2 separate regions of the Homo sapiens genome follow, and region 2 is linked to region 1. The links are chromatin loops, found by intact Hi-C in ENCODE. Cell type or tissue: PC-3. All regions are shown on one strand. Links, peaks and the distances in the headings refer to the core of each region. The heading gives the core; the rest is flanking DNA. Region 1 has its middle 13 kb from the start of PAQR3. Region 2 overlaps LINC01088 (long intergenic non-protein coding RNA 1088).

Evidence for each region. Peaks named below come from ENCODE experiments on the same cell type or tissue, not always from the same donor. Only the 100,000 strongest peaks of a DNase experiment are listed, where the experiment ranks them.
Region 2: a loop joins it to region 1, with 3 times the contacts of the local background. A loop is called at or near these places in 2 of 110 quality-filtered maps.

The regions. Positions count from the first base shown.
Region 1 is chr4:78,949,018-78,955,755 of GRCh38, reverse strand. No RefSeq gene overlaps it. Among named protein-coding and RNA genes, the nearest start is that of PAQR3, 13 kb to the right of the region's middle. In PC-3, for the core only: a CTCF peak has its summit at 3,703 (motif pointing left); no DNase peak of the experiment used is centred there.
Region 2 is chr4:79,021,763-79,028,500 of GRCh38, reverse strand. The region is part of intron 2 of LINC01088 (long intergenic non-protein coding RNA 1088); the gene reads right to left. Among named protein-coding and RNA genes, the nearest start is that of LINC01088, 53 kb to the right of the region's middle. In PC-3, for the core only: no CTCF peak of the experiment used is centred there; a DNase peak (open chromatin) is centred at 3,010; H3K27ac peaks cover 1,133 bases.

The sequences.
Region 1 (6,738 bases), core at 2,724-5,223:
ACATAATATTGAACAGTAGACTCAAATATGTTTTATTGTACACCATCATCAGCTAAAAAAATTGGGCATATATACCCAGTACCACAAATGTATATTTACTTGTTTATAAATTACAAATAAGTACTATCATAATAATATACTGCATGTATAGATAATATATATAACAATGCTAATATTTTGATACAGTAAATATAGAGAGACATAATATACACCAGGAAAAAATGACACAAAAATGATAGTTAAAAGAAGTGAAATAAAAAATAAATAGTTCTAAGTAGAGTAAGAGAAAGAGTTCCAAAAAAAAAACGAACCAGACCCTTAAATCAGCAGCATCAAGGACAGTATCCAAGATAACAAGTGACTGCCTTTTGGCCAGGGTACTCCTGAGATAAAATCTACTAGGTACCATTTTCTGCTTAACCCAGACTACCCTTTCCCATCATTATAATTGCAACAGACAACCTCAACATCTCAAGGAGTAGAAGATAACGTTAGCTAGTCCTACATAAATAACTTGAAATACCAACTTTGGAGATACGGAAAAGTTTTACTTTGGAAAATCCAAGATCTCCTTAGGTTTAATTTGATGTGGAAACTTAAAAGAGACTTCAGAAAACTGGCTGAAGCTTAAGTAGAAAAAATATATTTCCCATAATTTCTCCTGTGTAGTCATTAATAACATAACAATGAAAAGCCAAATTCTGCCACATTATTAGCAACCATCCTTCTATTACTAAAAAGAATGATCTTGTCATTGACAGATGCTAAGACTCAGTGGTTTGAATCCCACCATGTGTTACAAATTAAAAGGGCTAACATCACAATAACACTAATCTTGAAAAAATAGGAGAAAAATAATTGTTAGGAGCTGTAGGACCAACATTTAAATGAACCCACATACGATAGTCCAAAAAAGCCACACATAAAATTAGGTAATATATTAGTCCAGTTAGTTAATTGAGCAAGTCTAAGTCCACTCTGCCTAAAGCATTAAGCCGTATCTATGTTTTAATTTCTACGAAAGGAGTAGATATTAGTTTATGCATAGGAAAAACGATTTTTAAAAACATTATTTGTATATGGGAAGGGGCTGGAACAAGGAGAATGTTTAACCTTCTTAAACATCCATGTCTCTAAGTTTAATTTTTTGTAAGGATAATATACCATTCTTATAAGGAAAATATATAACTTTTTAACAAACAAACAAAAAACTCTATTAAAAAAATAGCACAGTGTAACAAAAACCATATCAAACTAAAAATCAGAAGACTTCGGTTCTAAAAAATCAGTGCTGCCATTCACCAATCATGAAATAAATGGCCATTAATATTGGTGGTGGTTGTGGTGCTAGTTCTGGCTCTGGTGCTGGTTGTGGTTGCTGTTACACTGGTCATGGTTCCATCCATTGATTCCAAAGGATACCCTAAACTTTCCCAAGTCTCCTCTTCTGAAAGTCGGCCTCTTTCATGTATATTGTGTGCCAGCATTGCCCCCTACCAACGATATGTTGCGTTACAGCCTGCTCAAAAAGATTGTTTTTCCACCTGTTCCTGCTGAGGCATGACTCCTCTAAACCTGAACGGCCCCGATTTCTAGTCTGGCATCCACCTCTAAATAGCTGCAGCACCTAGGACAAGCCCTCTAACTAACTCTCTGCTTGTGAGAACGTTCCAGGCACATATGTAAAAGTGAGGCTGCCTTTTCTCCTGTACTGCCTGAGGTAACATAGAGTGATTCGTGGGTAGCTTCTTGAATTTTATTTCAGCAAACATTTAGCAAGTGCTATTACGTGCTACATACTGTGCTAAGAGCTGGAGGTATGAACATGAATGAAATATGGCCCCTATCCTTAGTGTCCACGGTGTCTCAAGTTTGTATATGGAAATAACATTTTGTTTGTATATGGAAAAGAACATTTTCTTTCACAAGTTCATTTGTTCATGTTAACAGACGAAAAAGCCATGGGTGTATGCTCAAGGAGCTCACTTATTAACATTTGGTTTATAATTTTATACAAGAACAGAAGTGAAAGGTGTTTTTTTTAATCTTTGAGTGAGTCAATACACATCTACTGAGCATTTACTATTTACAAGGCCCTAGGCTTAATACCAGGGATTCAAATAAGATGGGAACTACTTCCAAGATGATAGGAAACAAGTTACGGAGCAGTGCAGTAACTGCTCTGACTGTTCAACCACCTCTTCCAGGAGGATTCGAGGAATTCTCCTCTGAGGAAGGACACTGGATCAGATCTTAAACAATCATTGCTTGCTAGTACGAAGGAAAAGAGGGTGGCCAGAAGAGACCAGACAGATGTGGGTAGGAGGAGGACAAAGTTACACAAGAGATCCTGACTGCGCCAGCCCTTAATCCAGAAGAAAGAAGCGTGCTGGAATTTAGAGTTCCCTTAAGCAAGCAGTGGAGACCTTATTAAAAAGCACTAAACTTAGGGGGATTCTCAGATCATCTTTACTGAATAAAGACTCTGGGGATAAGCTTTAATTAATTGAGAATAAAAAGAGTGGGAGATCACTAACGATATCCCCAAGTGGAAAAGGATAGTAGTTGGAGGCCAGTACTAAAATCAGACTTTTAATTTGTGCTCAGGGAACTGCTAGCTCCTGAAAGCACTGTTTTCTCATGGTTCTGAAGCTTTAGTGAGGGCAAGAATGACAGTTTCTTTTAAATCCTTCATAGTCTGGTTATGCAGCTGGGAAGAAAGGCAGGTCTAAGATTTTGTTTTATTTTTGTTGTTCTTAACATACATCCTAGTGATTCACAAGCAGATGATCAATAGATCATACTCTAAGAAGCAGTGCCTTATAGCGCTATACACAGGCATCTGATAAAATAGGTAATACCAATTCCAGAGCTCTGAGCTATATAATTCTAAATGTTTCACATGTGTGCCAGACAACTAGATGCTATCACTGGAGGTGACATATTGACTTGCCGGAGCCACATAAGAGCTAAAAATGTTTTACACATTTGCCCAGAAGCATAAAGAAAGCTATGCAAGCACAAAACAGTGTCTTTGTAAATACCGTGGAATAGTAATAACGAAATTGCTATTTCTGGGCATGTTGTTAATTCTGCTTTACCCATCTATACCTGCAGGTTTCCGAAGGCCTGTACTCAGCGCTAGCTGTGGCCACACTGTGGAAGGAAAAGCTGAGTCCCAGCTGGACCAGGTGAGCCTGATGAACAGTGGCCCACCCAGGAACCAGTCAGATTTCACCAGCTATTCATCTCGACAGGCTCAATCACCCTGGGCCCTCCAAAAGAGGAAAGATGAGCCAGAGATTAGGTAGAGAGGGAAGTTCAAAGTGAAGCATAGGGGAGGGGAAGAGCTATTTATCCATCTTCTGAGCTGAAGCTTGCCTGTCAAAAAACATTCTTTGTTTAGTTTTCCTGAGGAAAATAGAACAGCAAATTATGTTCCGTTATGATAAAGATAAAGACAAAGCTGCAAAGCCATTGAAAAATTTTGTGAACTTAAGTTTCGTATTTTAAAAACTCTTTAAATTTCTAATGGGCTGGATTATTCATATTTAGGAATTTCAAATCATATATAGATAATTTTTTTTTTAATCATAGTGTACCAACCTTAAAATCACTCATTTCTCATCCCTATCTCAGTGTAAGGCTCAAGTCCAGAGCGCAAGAGGTGACAATTCTGCAGGAGAAGAGTGCCATCTGCAGGAGGACTGTATAATAACTGACAAAATCCTCAGAGTTAATAAAAATGAGACAATTCATTAGTGGAGATTCCACACTCAGCAAGTTGTCTGGCATACAGTAAACTCAATAAATTATTATTGTTATTTGCATGGTAGTAATTATGGCAATATATAATTTTGCATTGCATCTCTTGAAATTGAAAAACAAAAACAAATCAAAAGCCCAAGGAAGAAAGAACCAGAGGCTATTCAGATTATTCAGATCATTCTCCTGGTTTTCATAGGAACCCCTCCAGATATGTAAGAATCTATACCATTTTTAAAGATCTTACAGAAGGAAATTCCACAGCCTCTTATATTCATACCCATGGCTCTACAAGCTTCAGCAGGGCCAGGGCCAGGAAAACTTTGTTACATAAATTTACTTTGGAATGCTCTCCTTCCGCCCCTTTCAGAATCGATACCAGCCCTCATTTTAGAACATACGTTCTTTCATCTGTTCAATAAATATTTTTTTGTGCACCTGCTATGTCCCAGGTGCTGTGATATTTAACCTGCATACAATGGTGAACCCACCATATTTCCTGTCTTTCAAAAGTTTACAGCCAGTTGATCCTCTAAGACTCCAGGATGCTCCTGCTTCCTTTTCCCTGTCTCCCACCTCCTTTTTCAGCTCCTCCTTCCTTCTTCCTTATAAATACTTCATGCTAGGAACTTCCCACAATCCCCCTTACTCTCAACAAAACTAAACTGCCTGTGCTTTATTTTCTCAGGGTTCTAACCTAGGTAGTGACTAGCTAATCTGGTAAATGATTTCACGACAAATGCTAATTGATCTCATCACCAAAGTAATTTGAACACTTTTTCATGAGGTATTTCTGAAGACACAACAATCATTTAGGTCTCTGTGTTGGACTAATGGAGATGATCTTCTGAGTTAGGCAGGGCCTTGTGGTGTATGTGGTACCTGGTACTCCAAAGAGCAGAGCCAACCTTGATTTTTTTGGTTTTACGCCATTATTTCAACCTATTTCTCAATTTGCCACAATAGAGTTAAAGAATTCTATTGAAGATGTACCCAATCATCTTTTACTATAGAGTAGCTCCTTTAAATTCTTGATAAATGTCTCTTCTCATTCTTTTCTCTGATACAAACAGGCTCCCAATAATAATTCAAAACACCACTGAAAAATGAAACATTATGTTAACTTGCATTTTTCATCTTTTATGCATATTTTCCTAAATTTTACACTGCAAATAGATGATGAAGCCACCACTGAACTTCCTCAATTTTATAAGTTCAAATCAGATATGAGATTATTGCAAGCTACTACTCCTGTCTGTTATAAGAGGTGATTTCTACTATTAGTGGTTCCTGATGCATTTTCTTAACCATTCTGCAAGATGGTGTTTGTTTAATTCTGGGCTCTGCAAATGGTGGTCCTGTTTCTGACAGCATTTATTAAAAATAAAAATACATCAGCCCAAATTAAGAAAAAATCCCTTCATTTTCTTGAACTGGAGTGTATATATTCATACCGAAGAAAATATAAGAAAACAAGTAATAAGAAGATAGGGTTTGTATCCCAAAATGTAAACTTTTTCAATGAGGCATAGTTTTTTTTCTTTATTTTAATATCTATCTCTAATTTTAAGAAGGCCCTGTGGAAACTGCATCAACTGCCTTTGAATATTTCCTTGGATATGATTGGGTTGTTAAATTTACACGTTCAAATCTCCTGGATAAGAATGATCTGTAACAACCCACTACAAATTTGGGCAACATTTATAAATAAACATTGGAATTTATTCCTCGGAAAATTTAAAATGCCATAGGTGAAGGGAATTGAATATTATTGATGCTTTTTCAGTGCCAGGTACTTTGTATATGTTATTTCGTGTGACTTTAAGCCCTGTCAAGTTATTTAGGTTGTTTAGACTTATCCTCATCTAATAGATGAGAAAATCAAGACCAAGAGAAATTCTATAACTTGCCAGTAAGTTATATTGTTCAGATTCAGCCTCACGTCCATCTGGGTCTAGCACATGTTCCTTCTATGATACATGAAGACCCTTATTGTAAGTGCTGGCTGTGAGTTTCAAATGAAAAGATGGGCTTGGCATTGGGATGAGATGATGTAACCCAAGGCAAGAACTCTGATGGAGCACCCTGAAATGGAACACTGTAATGGACCACCATAAAAACAGGAAAACATCTTTAAAGAGCATGTGGTTACTTATTTAATATACATTACTGATTATCAAGTTATGTTTATCATTTGTGGGGGTTTTAGATCTAATTTTCAAAGTGTAGCCATTTGGAGATTAAATATTATAGTGTAATGTCTGTACATCATTTCTGGTGAATCAGACTTCACTATTACTATAAATACATTTTAGGCTAAAAAACCCTGACTCCTAGAGTAATGAATAAGCTTATCCCTCACATTTAAGCTTTATTGATTTCTGCTTTGTATTATGTTTCAGAATATTTAGAATGTCATTTTTGTAGTTAATAGGATTGTCTGTGCAGATGGTAAAAATACATTTATTCAAGCCCAATCTTCATTCTAAAGATTTTGGTATAACATTATTTGTTCACTTCTTTATTTATAGAAAATTTATTGTAAAACTGTTGGGTATTTATCGTAAACCCTAGCATGAAACTACCATCTGACCGTGACCCAGCAATTGCACTTTGGGGAATTTATCCCAGAGATAAGAAAAATTCGATTTTCACAAAAACCTGTATAATAACCCAAATCTGGAAACAACCCAGATGTCCTTCAACAGGTAAATGATTGAACAAACTGCGATATATCCAATCCCAAAAGGTTACATACTGTGTGATTTCATTTATATAACATTATCAAAACAACAAAATCATAGAAATGAACAAATTAGTGGTATCAGGGGTTAAGGAATGGGTGGGCAGGAGAAAGTATGTGTGGCTGAATCCACAACATAAGGGATCTTTGTGGTAATGGATCTTTGTGGCGAATGATACTGCACCTTGACTGTTATCAGTGTCAATATCATGGTTGTAATATTGTGCTAT
Region 2 (6,738 bases), core at 1,546-4,045, 74 kb before region 1:
TATCAAAGACTAAAGGAAGAAGTGTTCACCTCTTCCATGGTGGTGTCGTTTCATATGGTTTAATATTACAAGTTTACACCAACTTCTCTGCCAAACTCAAAATACACTGCAGCCTCCTACTTTTTCAGCAAAACCTCCTCCTTTCCATGATGAGACCTAAAAGATATATTTCCTAAAGTCATTCCAAAGATATGTTCCAGTCATTTTCTTTTTTCTTTATTTTTTATTTATTTATTTTTTTTGAGGGTGTCTTGCTTTATCACCCAGGCTGGAGTGAAGTGGCATGATCTCGGCTCACTGCAACCTCTGCATCCCCAATTCAAGCGATTCTCCTGCCTCAGCTTCCCAAGTAGCTGGGACTACAGGTGCCCACCACCATGCCTGGCTGATTTTTTGTATTTTTAGTAGAGACAGGGTTTCACCGTGTTAGCCAGGATGGTCTCGATCTCCTGACCTCGTGATCTGCCCGCCTTGGCCTTCCAAAGTGCTGAGATAACAGGCATGAGCCACCTATATATGCGGTCACATAAACCAAAAGCCTAAAACAAAATCTGCATTTCTAGACATTCATTCCAACTGAACAAACATTCATTAAATGCAGTGGTTAAAAGCAGAGGACTCTGTGATCAGAGACCTGGGTTCCAAGTATGACTCAGCCTTTTATTAACTACATGCGCTTGGACAATTTACTTAACTTCTTTGAGCCTCAGTTTGCTCATGTGTAATATTGGAATAAGATTATTATTGTGAAGATTAGATAGAATAATGTACATAAGTTATCAGCACTTTGCTTCTTGACCTCTAGAATATAGAACTCCCACCCACTACAGGAGCCTTTATACAAGCTTAGTTTGTCATTGTTCTATTTATCATATATTTATACTTATAGATGTAAAATATATATGTAAAATTTCTGATTAATAATATTTATCTTGGAAAGATAAATATTTATTTCCTTGGAAGAATATATATACTTCCTCTTATTTCCTTTTTGATTCATCTACTTTTTTCTTCTCATTCTTGGTTTCTCCCTGACCCCTTGCCAAAATTTTTCTTTCTTTCTCAAGTGAAAGTCAACACCTTAATGTGGTGACAAAGAGTTAGTAAAAAATGATAAAAAAAAACTTTAAGCCAATTAATCCTCCATTTCTTTCATCTGTTTACCAGACATACTCACACACATTCACACACACTTAATACCTGGCCTCAATTCATTCAAATGACTCTAAGCAGCATAAGACTCTTAAGCTGTAACACTGGCCCATATACCAAAGTGACCAAATCTGAGTTACCAATGTTGCATCTATATCTATCAGCAGACTTAAACCCTTGGCTCTGGTACCTCTTATCTTTAGCAACAAAACCTTCTCAAAAGGAGACAACCAAATAAGAAAAATCACTTTTGAATTACCAAGTGAGGCTAAATCATGTGATTACAGTTAAGTATTAAAAGACAAACAAATATATAAGAAATTAAATCCCTGGGCCCCTGTAGATTTCACATCAAGACATGGTACACGGAAAGACAGTAAAAACTGGACTATAATTTTTTAGAATGGGGGGAGGAATCAGAGAAAACCAACAACCTGCTAGTCACACAAACAGCACCATTTGATTCTGAAACAACTTCCACTTTGATATATGAAGCATCTATATCTGCATGTATACATCTTCTAAAATATTAGAATAACATAAACACTTTCAAGATAAATATGATTTATCAGAAATTTTACCATGGACATACTCTAATAACAAGAAAATAATTTAATTCCCAAAATTAGCATGAAATGATTTTTATTAATTTATAGAAATATTCAATTCTACATTTTAGAAATACCAGTTATGCAAATTATTCTGGATTCATTTCTTCCAAAAATTGAAAGTATAGAATCTGAGTCACCTAGTTTCCTTCAAAAATAAAAATATAAATATTCTGATTAATATAATCTGCTCAGACCAAAAATCCTGGTAGAAAAGAAATTTTCTTTGACTTCAGATTATTGAAATAGAGAGTATGGGGATAATTGTTTTGATCGCCTCTTCACTTTGCCTGCTGGAAGCACAGCTAGTATCTTCAAATAACCTGACTCGGAAAACTTTATCCTCTATGGTTCCAGAACATATTGGCAGATTAGTATTTTTTCTTGATAGAAGCACACAAAAGTATCTATAATAAAAATCCATAATACAATAATTATTTTGTAAATGCGATATCACGTTTCTATCTGTGTGGATACCTTTAATGACAACAATGATGATATTGTATTTAAATTAGACTTGACTGATTTAACACTTGTGTCGCTCTCTATTCCCTTACCTGTTTAGTAGATAAAGACTTGGGCTCTATTTTCAGCTTTGTCTGGTATGTTGACCAAGTCTCTTTATCTCCTCTACCTCTGTCATCTGTACAATGGATAAAATACCTTCTCTACATATATCACAAAATTGTGAATCTCCATTTTGACAAACATCTACTAACTAAAGGGGCAGAAGAGCTTTAACTGTCTTGTGTATTCCACAAGAACATATCATGGCGACATTTACCTAGTAAGAGCCAAACAAAATCATTGTACACAGATTCCCATAGATCCAGGAACACATTTTCTTTCCTACAGGAATTCTTCAAGGGCCTTAGTTTTACAATGGTACTCTCTTCTTTAATTCCTTTTACATTTTGGTAAACACAGAAGCAACCAGATTATAATATAAAAATGGGTATCTCTTTCACAAGCTTACTTTCTTAACTGTCATGTATGTGGATATCTTTTTTTCTTCAGCCAAATAATAAAGTCCATCTTGCATAGACCATACTTTTTAGACCCTCACATAGTGCCTGACATATAAAAGTACACAGCAAAAATTTTTACTTATTCATTTGTCAAATATTTATTGAGCACTTATTATGCGGCATCTCCTAAGTTGGTGCCAGGAATACAGCACTTGGACACAGACTCAGTCTCTCTATCCCTCTAAAATTTACAGTCTAGGAGACTTAAAGCAAATATTTGTTTAACAGTCACTCATCAAATATTTGTGGAGCACTCACCGTAGGTCAGGAACAAATGATTACTTAATATTTCTATATTTACAATTGTAATCATTGTTCTTAATAAAGTAAACAAGGTGCCGTGAGTTCATATATGTGATGCATTTAGTTATCACAGCAGGTCTTTATGAATTCAATCCAGAAATATCTATTGAACTCTTACACAGGTGAGAGGTTTCACAGAGACCTTGACTGATCCTCTCTCCCAGGTGAGAGCTCTCCAGCTGCACCAGTGCATGCCTCTGCCAAGATGCCCTTTTACCCTACATGCATGCATTCTTTACCATGACTGTTGCTGCTGTGACCCATTTCTCTGTAATAAAATTGGTCTGAAAATCATAAAAACAAAATTTGGATATGCCAGTCAGGTAACAAAACCTTGCTTTTAAAAAATACTGTAAAGTTTTTGGCTAATTATCAGATGCACATATGACTTACAAAATATTTTAATGGCAGATAGTATATGCCCTACTGAAACCCTCACCACAGTCTATTATGAAAGGAGGCAGCACGAGAAACAATATCTATATTAAGAAACTGCTTGAGAAGCTGGTCCACTCAGCTTTGAGAGACATCTAGTTCAATGAGGGAGAGGGTGGACCGAGGGCAGGTCCCTACAGATATAAAATATGATTCTAAAGTGAGCTAAACTGCTTCTAATAGAGACCTTCTATTAATAACCCGTCTGGATTTGATGGATCACATCAGTGGGACAAATAAAATGATGTTCTTGTGAATGAAATGTGGTGGTTCTTCCTTCCTAAAAATCAAAAAGGAGTGATCCAGCCTACCTAACCTGTCACTTTCATCCCATTTACAAGTGGGAAAGGAGCCTCCAGGGCCTCCAAAACAATTAAAGCTGGGTCTGCTTTCTCAGGAAGGGAGGTCTGGAAGTGAGAGCCTGCGGGCAAGGCAAACCCCTTCCACCAGCCAAGTTCTGGCAAAAGGGCTAAGCTAGGACATTACATGCTAGAGGACAAAGTCACAAAAGCAACGTGGAGAAAAATTTAAACCCTGCCCTCCTTTTTCATTCCTCCTTTTTCATCCTTCCAAAATCTAGCCTTCAGTTTCCCAAAGCGGAGTCTTCAAAACCCCCTCCTCCCCAAAACATATTAAACAAGAAGAAGAGGCAAGCAATGAGATAAGCCCACCATTGAGTGTGCACATGAAGATGGGCCAGAAGGGTATGTTGTTTCTTTGAGCTCATCTCACATGCAGCCAGCTGAATATAAATTTCCCTCTATCTCATCAAGCTCTCACTGTTTGGCCTCCTCTGACTGATATTGGCTCATCATACTTAATCTAGGGTGAAATTTCCTCATCTGAGCTAAATTACTTGCAGCCATCAAGGGAAGCGATATTTATTTTTCGTGGGGCTAATGACCTGTCCCCCAGACCCACCCACTGATGGTTATTTACTGGGGCCCAGATGCTTGAGCTCAAAATGAGTGCTAATGTCAGCAGGTGCCATCCCTCATTCAGCTCAGTGATTGAATTGGAGCGATCCCATTGACATTGACTGTGTGACTTTTAAGGCCATTACCCTCAGCCAGAGATGAACCTCTCATCATGGCGATGACAGTGACAGCTGATTAGCGACAAATTACAAGCAGGAAGGTGCAGAGGCTTTATTGGGCAGGGCAGGACCAGTGGTTAAGGGTGAGAGGTGTGGGGATAAAGAGCAGAAAGGAAAGAGAGGGACACGAGGAGTAAGAGGGGAAGCAGAGAGAAAATAACACACATTCAAAAAACACACAGTGTATTTTTTGATCAATTCTTAACTGTGGCCCCTGTGAATATTTATATTTTACATCTATTTAGTACAGTTAAACACACAGAGATTCATATTTCTACAGACACTCATGGCTCAGCACATAATCCTTGAACAGGCAAGAACTCAGATCTAGTGAAATTTAGGCTGTAAAAGGAATGTAACAGTTTAGTATATAGACTATTCAGGCACAAAGAATCTTTGAACAAAGCAAATAATTTTTTCTGACTATTATTTTTGTATATGTGAAATTACACTGACAAAAAAGTCTTACAGGAATTTTTTTTAATTTTTGTGGGTACATAGTAGTTGTATATATTTGTGTGATTCATGAGATATTTTGATACAGACATGCAATGTGAAATAATCATGATGAGAAAGGGGTATCCATCCCCTCAAGCACTTATCCTTTGTTTTTAAAACATTCATGTAGCCAGATAACTGAAGTAAAATTCTATGTGGATTGGTGTTTGAAGAATACAAATGCAAAGTTCTAATATTATCTTAAACCAGCCTCACTTTAAAAAGCCATTCAGTTCTTCAAACTGTCTACTCAGTAGACTTAAAATCAAAGCCTTTTCGATTTTTAACTTAAAAATAAGAATTAAAAAATATTTCCTGAACTCTCTTAAGTTGAAAGCATTTTTTCTTTGCTCTGTGTTAGGGGGATGTGGACTGGCTTGAGAAGTTTTATAATTGTTCCCATGGTTCAGAATCTTAATATGCTAAATGTGAATGTCCGATTGAGAATGACAGGTAGGTAACCTGGGATTTTGAAAAACAAAACCTGAAGATGCCAAACACTGACACTGATTTTTGAGGTCTGGACACTTGTTACCAAAGAGCAGTTGGACAAAACGCCCCAGGTTCCAGCACTACATGGAGCACCCAGAGAGTGGGTCTCGACAGCAGCAGCAGCACCTGTGCAGCACAGCAGCCCGGCCAGCCGCCTTATGCTCAGCCAGTTCACCAAGCAGTGGCAGGCAAGGGCCAGTCTGTTGAGAAACATCAACGCCCGCCCGCTCGTGCAATGCAAGGCACTATGAAAAAAATTAAGGAAAAGGATAATAGTATCTATCCCCGCTGCCTCTCAATGCCTATAATTAATCTCCCCTTTTTCAACCTTTCCTCCTTCCACAACTGGTGTCCTCCTTGAATGCAGTTCTTTCTTAGAAGTACCTTCCTCCTGTCTGGGACCACTGCCAACATATCTGGTAGCAAATATGGCAAAATTTTTTTTTTGGTCAAAAATATAACAAAGTCTAACCTCTCTTACAAGATACCATTGTGCATGGTTGAAGCTGGCTAAACATCTTTTCCCAGCTCTGTGGTCAATGAAGTCAGACTGGAAGCTTGAAATTGGCCAATGTGGAAATAGTGATACCACTGAAATTGGCAAATGCTACAAATAAAGACTTGTTTAACATTTTGTTTTGTTCTCTCAGAGAGCCAGTTGTTTAACATTTACCAGAATACTGCATGTGATGCTGTCTGTTGTTCAGAAACACATTTGAACGTTGGGGCAAGGCTGGCCTTTCAGAGGTTGGGAGCATACGTAGAGAGAAATATGGCCCTGCTATATGCCTTTCTATCTGCTTGTTGATAAATCTTCATTGTCAGTTTCCATGGCAGATGTGCCTATTTAAGATTGATAGCCAAAAGGGCAAGAAGCATGCTTTATGATTAAGTACTATTACACAAGAACCCATGGTGGAATCAATACATACTTAATAATCATTGTCTTATCATAATAAAACATAACATTTATTCATATCAGTTTTTAGTTTGTCTCATATTTGAAAGGAGTCTTGCCTGTTGGAATGAGAATGTTCAATGTATTTAAATGAAAAACACCACCTCAACTATCCCTAGGCAATAAAGGAAGCTGACTAATCCACTGATCTTTTTGAAAATGCATGAA